Linked DNA regions of Homo sapiens: region 2 is linked to region 1. A link is a contact called in ENCODE Hi-C or POLR2A ChIA-PET data. All regions are on one chromosome and are shown on one strand. The core of a region is the stretch at or near the end of the contact, and the rest is flanking DNA. Distances in the headings are between cores, read along the strand shown.

Region 1 (5,757 bases), core at 788-3,287:
GCCGGGCTGGTCTCCTGACCTCAAGTGATCCACCTGCCTTGGCCTCCCAAAGTGCTAGGATGACAGGCATGAGCCACCATGCCCGGCCTATTTTTAAATTTTTCTTAAGACAGAGTCTTGCTCTGTCACCCAGGCTGGAGTGCAGTGGCGCAATCTCGGCTCACTGTAACCTCCATCTCCCAGGTTCAAGCGATTCTTCTGCTTCAGCTTCTCAAATAGGTGGGATTACGGGTGCCCACCACCAAGCCCGGCTAATTTTTAATTTATGGTAGAGACAGGGTTTCACCATGTTGGCTGGGCTGGTCTCGAACTCCTGGCCTCAGGTGATCTCCCCTCCTCAGCCTCCTAAAGTGCTGGGATTACAGACCTGAGCCACCACGCCCGGCCGAATAATAGGACTTTTAAAAGTCCTATTTCTTGGCTCTGCTATTGTTTAATAGTCCAACCCAAGGAGTTTGTTATAAAGATTATTTATTGTCTTCAATATCTTTGTGATGAATGCAATTCACACACACACACAAAGTCCTGAGAGTCTTTCATAAAAAAATAGACGTGCTTTGTGGCCGCATCCCAGCCTGGGGGTAAGGGATCAGCTGTCCCCGGTGCGCCTGTACTCCGCGGTGCCATCCGCCACGATGGCATCAAGCGGCGAGCGCTTCTTGCGGATGCTGCGCCCGGAGGAGATGAGGTCCGCGTAGCCCCGCTGGTGCGAGAAGGCGTAGGCCGAGCGCCGCGTTGACACGCCCCGGCGGAACACCTGCTGCCGTCGCTGCCACTGCTCCTCCGCCTTCAACCGCTTGCGATGCTTCTGGATCTGCAAGGGGGAGAGATGGGGAGGGATGAAAATAAGATCCACACCAGGGAGGAGGCCTGGCCAGACGGTTGACAGAAATGAACACTGATGAACTCCCCTGACACCTGCCCCATTTTGATGCAGGCAGTTCTGTCCCCACTTGTGTGTGTGTGTGTGTGTGTGTGTGTGTGTGTGTATGTGTGTCTATATCTTTTTTTTTGTTTTTGAGACAGTCTCGCTCTGTCACCCAGACTTGAGTGCAATGGCACGATCTTGGCTCACTGCAACCTCTGCCTCCCAGGTTCAAGCGATCCTCCTGCCTCAGCCTCCTGAGTAACTGGGGTTACAGGCACGCACTGCCACACCCGTCTAATTTTTGTATTTTTAGTGGAGACAGAATTTCACCATGTTGGCCAGGCTGGTCCTGACCTCAAGTGATCTGCCTGCCTCGGCCTCCAAAAGTTCTGGGATTACAGGCATGAACCACAGTGCTTGGCTATATCTATCTATCTATCTATCTATCTATCTATATCGACATATATATATGATGATATAAATCTATATCCATCTCTCTATATCTATACATAGATTGATTGATCAATCGATCTACCTACCTACCTACCTGGAGATATATATTGAAGCCAAGGGAAGGTTATTTAACTTTTCCAAGGTCACACAGCTAGAAAATGCAAAGCCAAGATTCCCACTCCTCTGAAGCTAGTGCCCTTTTCTAGTTCAGACCAGATGGGTACAGTCAAAGAGAAAATTCAGTAGGGCCTCTTTCCTGGGTTGTTACTGCATACTGTTGGCACTGCAAAAGGGAGACCCGAGGGATACTGAAGGTTGCCTCAGTAGCCTCTACTCTCTCCTTCTTTCTAATGGAAATTGATTGTATTCAGATTGCCCCCCCCAACCCCTCACAGCCACATTTCTCATGGGCGGTGGGCAGGTTGATTTCCCTTGCTAAACTAGTCCAGAATGGGCAAGTGACCTAATTTTGGCACGTGAGACCTGAGGGCACTGTACTGGGGCCCTTGGGTGAGAAGTTCCACGGCCCCTAAGGAGCTACAGAATAGGCTCTTATCTCCCCCCGACACTGATAGGTCAGGAAGTGATACCCAGAACTGCTCTGGCCATCTTCCAGCATCCATATGAAGCTAATAATGAAGGTTTCTGAGAGAAGAGATGGCAAGAACCAGCCCAATCCTTTCTTGACAACATTAAATTGCTCAATCAACTGGGCCTGAAGCCTACTAATGATTAATGATGACGCACTACTGTAGAGATGTTTTGAGTCACAGCTTTCTGTTCCTTGTAGCTCAAAGGATCCTGCTACAGAAGGTGACATTTTTCTTAAATAAAGAAAAAAAACCCAATCTGATTTGTATGACAAAATGTTAATACTGTAATTGTTAAACTGAGGAGATAGATATATGGGGCTCATTCTGTTCTCCCTTTTTTGTTTATGTTTGGTAATTTTTGTATTAAAAAGCAAGCACACTAAACTCCCAATTCCAAAAGACTTATTTGTGAGATAGAGTTAAAGAGAAGCAATCATGAAAAATCATTCTTACCAAACTTCCCATGAGCTTAGAATTTTGCAGGAAACGTGCTGTTGGGAAACGCTTTGGTTTCTGTGAGGGACAGAGTTGGGAAAGGACTATATTCTTTATACCTTATCACTTTCTGATGGCCAGATGGTCATTGACAGGAATCGAATGGCAACGACGGGTAGTAAGCACACAGCAACAGCCAGGATGATAGTTAACCAAATGTATGGCTGTCTCAGAGCGTTTGAAGCTGTGCCTGTAAAGAACATGGCAAATGCATCACTGTGGTTCTTTTTTCCTAAGAACATAGTTAATATTTCGCCAGGTGTGGTGGCTCATGCCTGTAATCCTAACACTTTGAGAGGCCAAGGTGGGTGGATTGCCAGAGCTCAGGAGTTCGAGACCAGCCTGGGCAACATGGTGAAACCCCGTCTCTACTAAAATACAAAAAATCAGCCGGGCATGGTGGTGTGCACCTGTAGTCCCAGCTACTCAGGAGACAGCAGAATTGCTTGAACCCGGAAGGCGGAAGTTGCAGTGAGCCGAAATTGTGCCACCGCACTCCAGCCTGGGTGATAAAGCAAAACTCTGTCTCAAAAATAAAAAATAAAATAAAAAAAAGAACATAGTTAATATTTCATAATCTATAAATAGATCATTTATGGTAAAGTTTTACAACTGGATTGGCCTCCCCAAAATATCCATTATGGCTCAAAGAACAGACATTTTAAAATCAGACTAAGCAAAGCAAAATTGGGAAGGTAAATTATTTGAAACAAGGCAAATTTACATAAGTGAGCAAATAAGGAAAAAAAGCACATTTGTTGACATTGCATTGATTAAAAATGCAAAGTTAGGTGATCAAGACTTCTGACTTTTTTTTGAGATAGGGTCTCACTCTGTTACCCACGTTGGAGTGCAGTGGCGTGATCATGGCTCACTGCAGCCTCAACCTCCTGGGCTCAGGTGTCCTCCTACCTTAGCCTCCTGAATAGCTGGGACTACAGGTGTGCGCCACCACGCTTGGCTAATTTTTGTATTTTTTGTAGAGATGGGGTTTCACCATGTTGCCCAGGCTGGTCTCAAACTCCTGAGCTCAAGTGATCCACCCATATTGGCCTCCCAAAGTGCTGGGATTACAGGCGTGAGCTACCACATCTAGCCCCAGTATTAGGTTTTATGGGAAAGAAAGAATAGGCTTTTATCCAGCCTTTTAAGTCTTAAGTTATCTAATTCAACACACGTACAGCGCTATTGTAAAGCTATTTTAATTTGTCTTCCTCCCATCATGTTATGCCCTTTCAACCCACCATCACCATTTAATTTCCAGACAAGACATTAATTTTCACTAGCAATAATAATTTGTATATATTTGTTTTGTTGTGCTTTGTTTTTTTTGTTTTTTTTTTGAGACAGGGTCCCGCTCTGTCACCTGGGCTAGAGTACAGCAGTGCCATCACGACTCACTGTAGCCTCAACGTCCCAGGTCAAGCAATCCTCCCACTTCAGCCTCTCCAGTAGCTAGAACTACAGGCATGTGCCACCATGCCTGGCTAATTTTTTTGTATTTTTTGTAGAGATGGGGTTTAGCCATGTTGTCCAGGCTGGTCTTGAACTGCTGGGCTCAAGCAATCCACTTGCCTCGGCCTCCCAAAATGCTGGGATTACAGGTGTGAGCCACTGTGCCCAGCCATTCCACCTTGTATATTTTATTACTTAACAGAAGTTATGTCAAAATCTAAACTAATGACATTTGTCTGTACATTTATTTTTGGAATTTGGAAATACCAACCTGTAAATTGAAATGCAGATGGAAAGAGAACATGTATTCCAGCACTATGAAAGTCAAACATGATGCCAAAATAAAGTGCAATGCTTCCAAAAATTGAAAAAGCATTCACAAAAGTCCAATAAGAAGTATCCAAGCCAATCTGTTGGGAAACCAGAGAAAAACAGAGCACTCATTTTGGGGAGTTAGCAAGAAATAAAGGATCTAACAATCCTGAAAACAGAATTCAGCAAGTTAGGCATGATGTGGCTTGAATACTGGACCAGAAACTAAACCATCCTTGACTCAGGCAAGAAATAGAAAATGTGCTTGGTATAAGAGATGAAAATAGCATTTATATTTTGTAAGTGGCACAGGTGCAGTGGGAGTCAGGTGGATGTGCATGCCACCCTATATACAGAAATATAAGTAGGTACCAATAGACACTGAATACGGCCAATGAAAGCCACGTACCTGGAAATTGACTGTTATTACAAGAGCAGAGGCAATGGTGACGGCAAAAGACTGGTAGTCGGAAGGTGCCTCTCCATCCTGCCCTACGGTTTGCAGATAAGCTCCAAGAGGTATGAAGAAGAGGATCATCGATGTTAGGACCCCATGCAACAAGCTTACAAAGAATCTCTTATAGTTGAATAGTAAGTCTCTTTGTCCCACTATGTATAACCCAGGGAATCGGAGGCTCAGTTTGTCACTCACATCCTTAAGGAGAAAACAAAATGATGGTATTTTATTCATCAGGTCAAAGCAGTCAGAGATATGTTATAATTAATATCTCACAAAAAGTTGCAGCCTGCTGTTAAATTTTAGGAAGGCAAAAACTGAACAAGATAATCGATCAATCCTGCAATATTTGTGGTGTGCAGAGCTCAACCTCATTGCTTAGACCACCATTACTTAATATTTAATTCAGAGAAGGGCTAGGTATAAGTTTATTACTTTGCTACTTATGGAAAGAAAACAAATTAGTAATGTCCAAAAATATGTAGGGAGGCTACTGTTTTTACCTCCTGAGTGAATATATATTGTTGCAAATCCTTTGGGAAAAAATTTTCTCATACAAGTTGATGAGTTAATTATAAATTATTACTTTTTAGTCTTTATAGTGCTTCTTTCTTTTTAAGAATTGGTATTAGATAAAAATATGCACTAGCTACATAAATTTTGGAAAGGATTTAAACTGACTTTAAAATGAGTAAATTATTATTGTGGAGACATATTGGACTCTCGGGTGCCTTTTTTTCCTTTTCTTTTCTTTTTTTTTTTTTTTTTTTGGAGACAGGGTCTCACTTTGTTGCCCAGCCCGGAGTGCAGTGGCACAAACACAACTCACTGCAGCTTCAACCTTCCAGGCTCAAGCGATCCTCCCACCTCATCCTGCCAAGTAGCTGGGACTTCACAGGTGTGCACTACCATGCCCACAATTTTTAAATTTTTCTGTAGAGATGGGGTCTCCCTATGTTGCCAGGGCTGGTCTCAAACTCCTGACCTGAAGCAATTTGCCTGCCTCAGCCTCCTAAAGTGCTGGGATTACAGGCATGATCCACCATGCCCTGCCTTCAGGTATCTTCATAGTAAGCTCTTACTGTCTAAAAGGAACATAACAAATATGTGTGCCAATGAATTCA
Region 2 (7,646 bases), core at 2,350-4,849, 88 kb after region 1:
TTCTCCTGCCTCAGCCTCCTGAGTAGCTGGGATTACAGGCATGTACCACCATGTCTGGCTAATTTTTGTATTTTTAGTAGAGATGGGGTTTCACCATGTTGGCCAGGCTGGGACATACATTATTTTAAGTGAGATGATGCATGCAAAATGCTCAACTCAGTACCTAGCCTGCAATAAGTATTCAATGAACATTAACTGTTAATTTTTCATATACTTCTTGGCGATTTGTATGTTTCCTTTTGAAAAATGTCTATTCATGTCCTTTGCCCACTTTTTAATGGTATTATTATTATTTTAAAATATTGCTGGCATTCATTATTACAAAGAACAACTTAGATTCTACTGCATGATGCTGTACTGTGGCACAGTTCTAAAGAGCCCTATAGTCATGGATGCAAAGTTCCTAGCACTACTGGTCCTCAGCACCTCAGGCCATTATCTTATGGCTTCACAGAATATTCATTCCCCAAATCCATAGTCTTTACCTCTGGCCTTAGCTTTTCAGTAGCAAGCACAAGCATTCCTGGTGAGAGACAGGGCTAGCTGGATTTCCTAGGCCGACTATGAATCCCTAAGTCTAGCTGGGAAGGTGACTGCATCCACCTTTAAACAGGAGGCTTGCAACTGAGCTCACACCTGACCAATCAGAGAGCTCACTAAATGCTAATTAGGCAAAAACAGGAGGTAAAGAAATAGCCAATCATCTATTGCCTGATGAACTCATCTATTGCCTGATGAGGGACAAGGATCGGGATATAAACCCAGGCATTGGAGCCAGCAAGGGCAACCCCCTTTGGGTCCCCTCCTTGTATGGGAGCTCTGTTTTCACTCTATTTCACTCTATTAAATCTTGCAGCTGCACCCTTCTGGTTACCGCTAGAACTGAGCTTTCGCTCGCCGTCCACCACTGCTGTTTTGCTGCCGTCGCAGACCCGCCGCTGACTTCCATCCCTCCAATCCAGCAGGGCGCCCGCTGTGCTCCTGATCCAGGGAAGCACCCGTTGCCACTCCTGATCGCGCTAAAGGCTTGCCATTGTTCCTGCATGGCTAAGTGCCTGGTTTCGTCCTAATCAAGCTGAACACTAGTCACTGGGTTCCACGGTTCTCTTCCGTGACCCACGACTTCTAATAGAGCTATAACACTCACCGCACGGCCCAAGATTCCATTCCTTGGAATCCGTGAGGCCAAGAACCCCAGGTCAGAGAACACGAGGCTTGCCACCATCTTGGAAGTGGCCTGCCGCCATTTTGGAAGTGGCCCACCACCATCTTGGGAGCTCTGGGAGCAAGGACCCCTGGTAACACTGGCAGTACTTATACTTTCATTGGTTATACTTATAATTCCCTGGTTATATTTATACTTTCCTGGCAGTACGTATACTTTCATGGTTTATACTATTTTAAAATTATTTTTTATTAAATGGAGCCAAATTTTTTAAAAGTCATCTTTTCCACTAAATTGGCATCACCATGTTAAATCTAAATTTCCCTACTAAGTCTTTATTTTACTTTATTTTATTTTACTTTAAGTTCTAGGATACATGTGCAGAACATGCAGGTTTGTTACATAGGTATACATGTGCCATGGTGGTTTGCTGCACCCATCAACCTGTCATCTAGGTTTTAAGCCCTGCATGCATTAGGTATTTGTCCTAATACTCTCCCATTCCTTGCCCCCCCCACCCCCACCCCCAACAGGCCCCAGTGTGTGATGTTCCCCTCCCTGTGTTCATGTGTTCTCATTGTTCAGCTCCTGCTTATGAGTGAGAACATGTGGTGTTTAGTTTTCTGTTCCTGTGTTAGTTTGCTGAGAAAGATGGCTTCCAGCTTCATCCATGTCCATGGAAAGACCACGATCTCATTCTTTTTTATGGCTGCAGGGATTATTTGTTTTTGAGTTGTTTGAGTTCCTTGTATATTTCTGGATACTAGTCCTTAGTTAGATGAATGGTTTGCAAATATTTTCTCCTATTCAGCAGGAAACACTGTTGATTGCTTCCCTTGCTGAGTAGAAGCTTTTTAGTTTAATATAGTCCTATTTGTCTATTTTTGTTGTTGTTGTTGCCTGTGCTTTTGAGGTCTTAGCCATAAAATCTTTGCCTAGACCAATGTCCTAAAACATTTTCCCTATGTTTTCTTCTAGTATAAAGTTTTACTAGTTTTTTTTTTTTTTTTTTTTTTTTGAGAGAAGGGTTTCACTCTGTCACTCAGGCTAGAGTGTAGTAGGACAATCATAGCTCATTGCAGCATTGAACTCTTGGGCTCAAGGAATCTTCCTACCTCAGCATCCCAAGTAACTGGGACTACCAGTGCATGCCACCATGCCTATTTTTTTTTTTTTTTTTTTGTAGCGATGGGATCTCACTGCATTGTCCAAACTGGTCTTGAATTCCTGGGTCAAGTGATCCTCCAGGCTTGGGCTCCCAAAGTGCTAGGATTATAGGTGTGGTCCCATTTAAGTCTTTAATCCATCTTGAGTTGACTTTTGTGTATGGTGAGAGACAGGGGCCCAGTTTCATTCTTTAGCATGTGGGGATTTATTTCTGGGTTCCCTATTCTGTTCCATTGGTTTATGTGTCTGTTTTTAGCCCATATTATGTTTTGGTTACTACAGCCTTGTTATATATATATGTATCAAGGTGACTGTGAAGGTACTATATGGAAACATTTTTTATTGTTGTAAAATATATGTACATAAAATTTACCATTTTAGCCATTTTGTTTTGTTTTTCTCATTGCAGCCTCCTGGGCTCAAGCAATTCTCCCACCTCAGCCTCCTGAGTAGTTGAGACTATAGGTATAAGCCACTACATCTGACTAATTTTTGTGTTTTTAGAAGAGACAGGGTTTTGCCATATTGCCTAGGCTGGTCTCAAACTTCTGGGCTCAAGTAATCTACCTGCCTCAGCCTCCCAAAGTGCTGGGATTACAAGCATGAGCCACCACGCCAGGCTTTGTTTCTCCCTACTTTTATTTTTTTTTTAATTTCTTAAAGCTGTACCATTGGAGAATTTTAACTTTTTGTTTGTTGGTTGGTTTTCTTTCTCTTATTATTGTTATTTTTTTTTTGCATCTCAGATGACACAAACCACTGTTTGTTTCCTGAGACATGGTTTCACTCTGCCACCGAGGCTGCAGTGCAGTGGCATGATCCTAGCTCACTACACTCTCAAATCTGAGGGCTCCAGCAATCCTCCTACCCTGCTCCCCAGCCTCCCTAGTAACTAGGACTAGAAGCATGAGCCACCATGCCTGGCTTTTTTTTTCTTTCTTTTCTTTCTTTCTTTTTTTTAAAGAGATAGGCTCTCCCTATGTTCCTCAGGCTGGTCTCAAACTCCGGGCCCCAAGCAATCCTCCCACCTCAGCTTCCTTTTAGCCCTTTTCAAGTGTAGGGTTCTGTGGCATTAAGTGCATTTATACAAACATTTTGTAAGTTATCCTTTTCATCATTGCTTCCAAACTGCCAGGCATCTGGATATTAAGACTGTCTCCAGCCCTTTGAGGTTGAGAGAGGAAGCAAGCACGGAGGAATGGATTTGACAACCCACATGTCCGTGACTCAAAGCAAGCAAGGCCTTGCACAACCAACTCGCCACCCACACAATCTGCACAGTCTCAGTGAGAAAGCAGGAGCAGGGAGCTCTCCGCTGAGAGTGAAGAAATGTCCTCAACTCGACTTCTCTGCAGTGTGCATGTGTGTGAAACACAGACACACACGGGAGGAATTTGGCTCTGTCATTTTAGTGTACCAAAGAAAAAAAAACAGGGAGAAATCACTTGTTTGAAGCCCTAAATGACATAAGGAAGATTTTCCCAGATCTAAATAATGATCCCTAAGGTCAGGTGCTGTGTATGGTATGGATTTGGAAACTTCATAATGTCTCTGACCACCACTCCAGGACACTGCAGACAGGTGTGCATTTACTCAGCATCCAGTAAACACCTGCAAGGTGCAGAGTACTACACTAGGCACAGGGAACAGAGCTACTGACTGACTGCCAGAGTTTCGAAGAATACAGATAAGTCAACTATTAAAGCTAGGAAACAGACCGGATGCGGTGGCTCACGCCTGTAATCCCAGCACTTTGGAAGACCGAGGCGGGTGGATCAACTGAGGTCAAGAGTTCAAGACCAGCCTGCCAACATGGTGAAACTCCGTCCCTATTAATAATACAAAAAAATTAGCTGGGCATGGTGGCACATGCCTGTAATCCCAGCTATTCGGGAGGCTGAGGCAGGAGAATTGCTTGAACCCAGGAGGCTGCAGTGAGCTGAGATCGCGCCATTGCACTCCAGCCTGGGCAACAAGAGCGAAACTCTGCCTCCAATAAATAAATAAATAAAATAAAATAAAATAAAATAAAGCCATAAAACAGTAAAGCCAGTCGTTTTTGCCTCAAATACTCCTCCAATTCATCACCTCCTCTCTATCTCCATGGCCACCATCATCTCTCCCTGGAAATGCTGCGAGATCCCTCTAACTAGACTTTCCACAATTAACTTCCACATGACCACCAAAGGCATGCCATTCTCCTGCTTACACCCTTCCTGGGTGTTATGGATTGAATTATGGCCCCCGAAGTCATATGTTGAAGCCATAACACCCCTCAATGTGACTACATGGAGAGAGGTCCTTTAAGGAGGTAGTTAAGGTTAAATAAGGTCATCAGATGGGGCCCTAATCCAATAGGACTTGTGTATTTTATTTTTATTATTTTTTAGACTCAGTTTCGCTCTGTTGCCCAGGCTAGAGTGCAGTGGCATGATCTCAGCTCACTGCAACCTCCACCTCCCTGCTTCAAGCGATTCTCCTGCCTCAGCCTCTCAAGTAGCTGGGATTACAGGTGCCCGCCATGACACTCAGCTAATTTTTTTGTATTTTCAGTAGAGACAGGGTTTCTCCTTGTTGGTCAGGCTGGTCTCGAACTTCTGACCTCAGGTGATCCGCTCACCTTGGCCTCCCAAAGTGCTAGGATTACAGGCATGAGCCACCATGCCTGGCCAATTTCTTATTCGTTAGGTCTCAACTTCAGTGTCCTCTTCCACTCATGGTATTGAGCAGGATTCTGCCCTCCTCTTCCTGCTACCACTGGCCCCCTTGAGCACCTACATTTCTGTTTCCTTCCTAACACTTATCATGATTTGTAAACATGCATTTGCTTTCATTTATCTGCCTTTCCCACCAGACCATAAACTCTACAAGAACAGATTGGTCTGTGAATACTCAGTGCCTACTACACAGTTGACACTGAAAGATCTGGGGAAAGAGCAAATCAACTTTCAATAAAGTCTTCAAGGGCTCAGAGAGTTGTCTTACACCAAAGTTCTTTACCACCTTTACACAGGTCACACCTACCACATGGTAACAGATTCACAAAGTCATTGGACTAGGGATGAAAGATTGAGGGCAATGATGGGAGAAAACAGCAACAGTTAAGGTCAGAAGTCATACAAGATGAAACTTTTTAGGAGTCTGAGTCATTTGAGGCCATCCAAAAACCATTGTCCAAGATTTTACCATGTACGCAAAACCAAACCAGCCCTCTAGTAGGGTACTGAAGATATCAAAGGTGAGGACCAATCTTTCTTGTCCATCACTAGCACCTACCAGAGTCTGGCATATAGGAGGCTCGTTTGTTTCTGTACTTAGGAGGCTTATAGTCTAGACAAGAATTGGCAAATTGCAGCCCATGGGCCAAATTCGGCCCACTACCTATTTTTTTAGATAAAGTTTTATTAGAATGCACCCTTACTCATTACTGACATACCGGCTATGGTAGTTTTGTTTTTTGTTTTGTTTGTTTGTTTGTTTTGAGATGGAGTTTTGCTCTTGTTGCCCAGACTGGAGTTCAATGGCGCGATCTCAGCTCACTGCAACCTTCGTCTCCTGGGTTAAAGCAATTATCCTGTCTCAGCCTCCTAAGATGCTGAGATTACAGGTGTAAGCCACCACGCCTGGTCCTTCATCATTTTTTTTTAATGGCTTTTAAAGTTCACAAGAAGAAAGACTATTTCCGAAATCTGTTTTTCCTCATTTTGTTTATTATTATTATTAAAGACAATGCTGTAAAATATTTAACATATCGTAATATATAATAAGTATGAATTATATTTCTATATGTTCTATGCTATACGTGTTTCTTATTATATGTTCCATACTAAATATAAATTACTACTCTAAGATGGCCCCCAGTGATCCCACCTTTTGGTGTTCACATCTTTAATTTCCTGTGAGTGTGGCATACACATGAGGTGGTTTGCTTCTTTTTTCTTCCTTTTTTTTTTTTTTTTTGGTTGTTGATTCAAGTTCTTGCTCTGTCACCTAGGCTGGAGTACACTGGGGTGATCAAGCTCACTGCAGCCTCAATCTCCCAGGCTCAAGTGATCCTCCTGCCTCAGCCTCCTAAGTAGCTGAGACTAAAGGTGTGCACCATCACACCCAGCTAATTTTTTTGGTTTTTAGTAGAGATGAGGTCTTGCTAGTTTGCTCAGGATGCTCTTGAACTCCTGAGGTCAAGCAATCCTCCCTCCTTGGCCTCACAAAATACTGGGATTACAGGCATGAGCTACCATATCCAGCCCCTTTTCCTTCTTTCTTCTTCTTCATTTTCTTTTTTTTAAAATAAGCCTGAGTTCCTGAACCTTGCTGCTTTATTTTTTGAGATGGAGTCTTGCTCTGTTGCCCAGGCTGGAGTACAGTGGCGCGATCTTGGCTCACTGCAACCTCCACTTCCCTGGTTCAAGCAATTCTCCTGCCTCAGCCTCCCAAGTCACGGGGATTACAGGCGTGCACCACCATGCCAGGCTAATTTTTTGTATTTTTAGTAGAGACAGGGTTTCACCATGCTGGCCAGGCTGGTCTTGAACTTCTGATCTTGGGATCCACCCACCTTGGCCTCCCCAAGTGCTGGGATTACAGGCATGAGCCACTGTGCCCAGCTTGAACCTTGCTTCTAACCAATAGAATATGGCGCAGGTAATGGGATGTCACTTCCATGATTAGGTTATAAAAAACCATGACTTCTTGTTGCCAGCCAACTCTTTCCCCTTCCTTGCTTTGGTGAAGCAGCTGCCCTATGGAGAGGCTCACATGGCAAGATGTGAAGTTAGCATTGACCAACAGCCAGCAGGGACTGGAGCCCTCAGTCCAATAGTCCTTAAGGAATGCAGTGAATTTTGCAATCACTACATGAACTTGAAAGCAGATCCTTCCTCAGTCCTGCCTTCAGATGAGACATCAGCTGGGCTGGCACCTTAATTGTAGCCTTGTGAGAAATCCTAATACGGAGAACCCAGTTAAGCTGTGCTCAGACACTTGATTCATGGAAACTGTGAGATAATAAATGCGTGTTGGTTTAAGCTGTTAAGTTTTGGAGTAGCTTGTTACACAGCAATCGACAACCAATACACATACCATTAGTCACAAGCAGTAATTCTAGGGTCAGGCACTCAATGTAGCCACTATTATTTCCAAGTTATTCCAAAGAGCCCCCATCTAAAAGGTAGCAGAAATCTTCTCTATTTTCCTAGTTAGTCCAGACACATGCCACACCCTGTTTGGAGTCTGCCCAGTATTCTTTTATTTACTTATTTGAGACAGAGTCTCACTCTGTCACCCAGGCTGGAGTCCAGTGGTGTGATCTCAG

Evidence for each region. A loop is a pair of places that touch in the nucleus more often than their neighbours do. ChIA-PET counts read pairs that join two places held with the same protein, here RNA polymerase II (POLR2A). Pooled maps may share reads with other maps.
Region 2: a loop to region 1 is called in a map of posterior vena cava, with 2.5 times the contacts of the local background. The contact joins two enhancer-like sites. A Hi-C loop is called at or near these places in 3 of 168 maps with a recorded cell type or tissue (B cell, chondrocyte and posterior vena cava), 16 of 37 single-sample maps with no recorded cell type and 8 of 50 pooled maps. POLR2A ChIA-PET finds 5 or more read pairs at or near these places in 5 of 52 experiments (AG04449, MCF 10A, PC-3 and 2 more).

Annotation. Positions count from the first base shown.
Region 1 is chr18:57,647,899-57,653,655 of GRCh38, forward strand. ATP8B1 (ATPase phospholipid transporting 8B1) reads right to left here. Exons shown (of 28, transcript NM_001374385.1): 25 at 4,586-4,831; 26 at 4,136-4,274; 27 at 2,469-2,599; 28 at 1-814. The coding sequence ends at 590. All of the region lies in intron 2 of ATP8B1-AS1 (ATP8B1 antisense RNA 1), which reads left to right. Among named protein-coding and RNA genes, the nearest start is that of ATP8B1-AS1, 20 kb to the left of the region's middle. RefSeq lists an enhancer at 1,886-2,035. Within about 2 kb of position 2,038, at least 3 of the 41 ENCODE cell types and tissues checked have a DNase peak (open chromatin) inside an H3K27ac peak, as active enhancers do.
Region 2 is chr18:57,734,295-57,741,940 of GRCh38, forward strand. All of the region lies in intron 1 of ATP8B1 (ATPase phospholipid transporting 8B1), which reads right to left. LOC105372141 (a long non-coding RNA gene) reads left to right here. Exons shown (of 4, transcript XR_935524.3): 3 at 857-1,298; 4 at 3,468-4,380. Among named protein-coding and RNA genes, the nearest start is that of ATP8B1, 65 kb to the right of the region's middle. RefSeq lists enhancers at 3,029-3,530, 3,531-4,030. Within about 2 kb of position 3,600, at least 22 of the 41 ENCODE cell types and tissues checked have a DNase peak (open chromatin) inside an H3K27ac peak, as active enhancers do.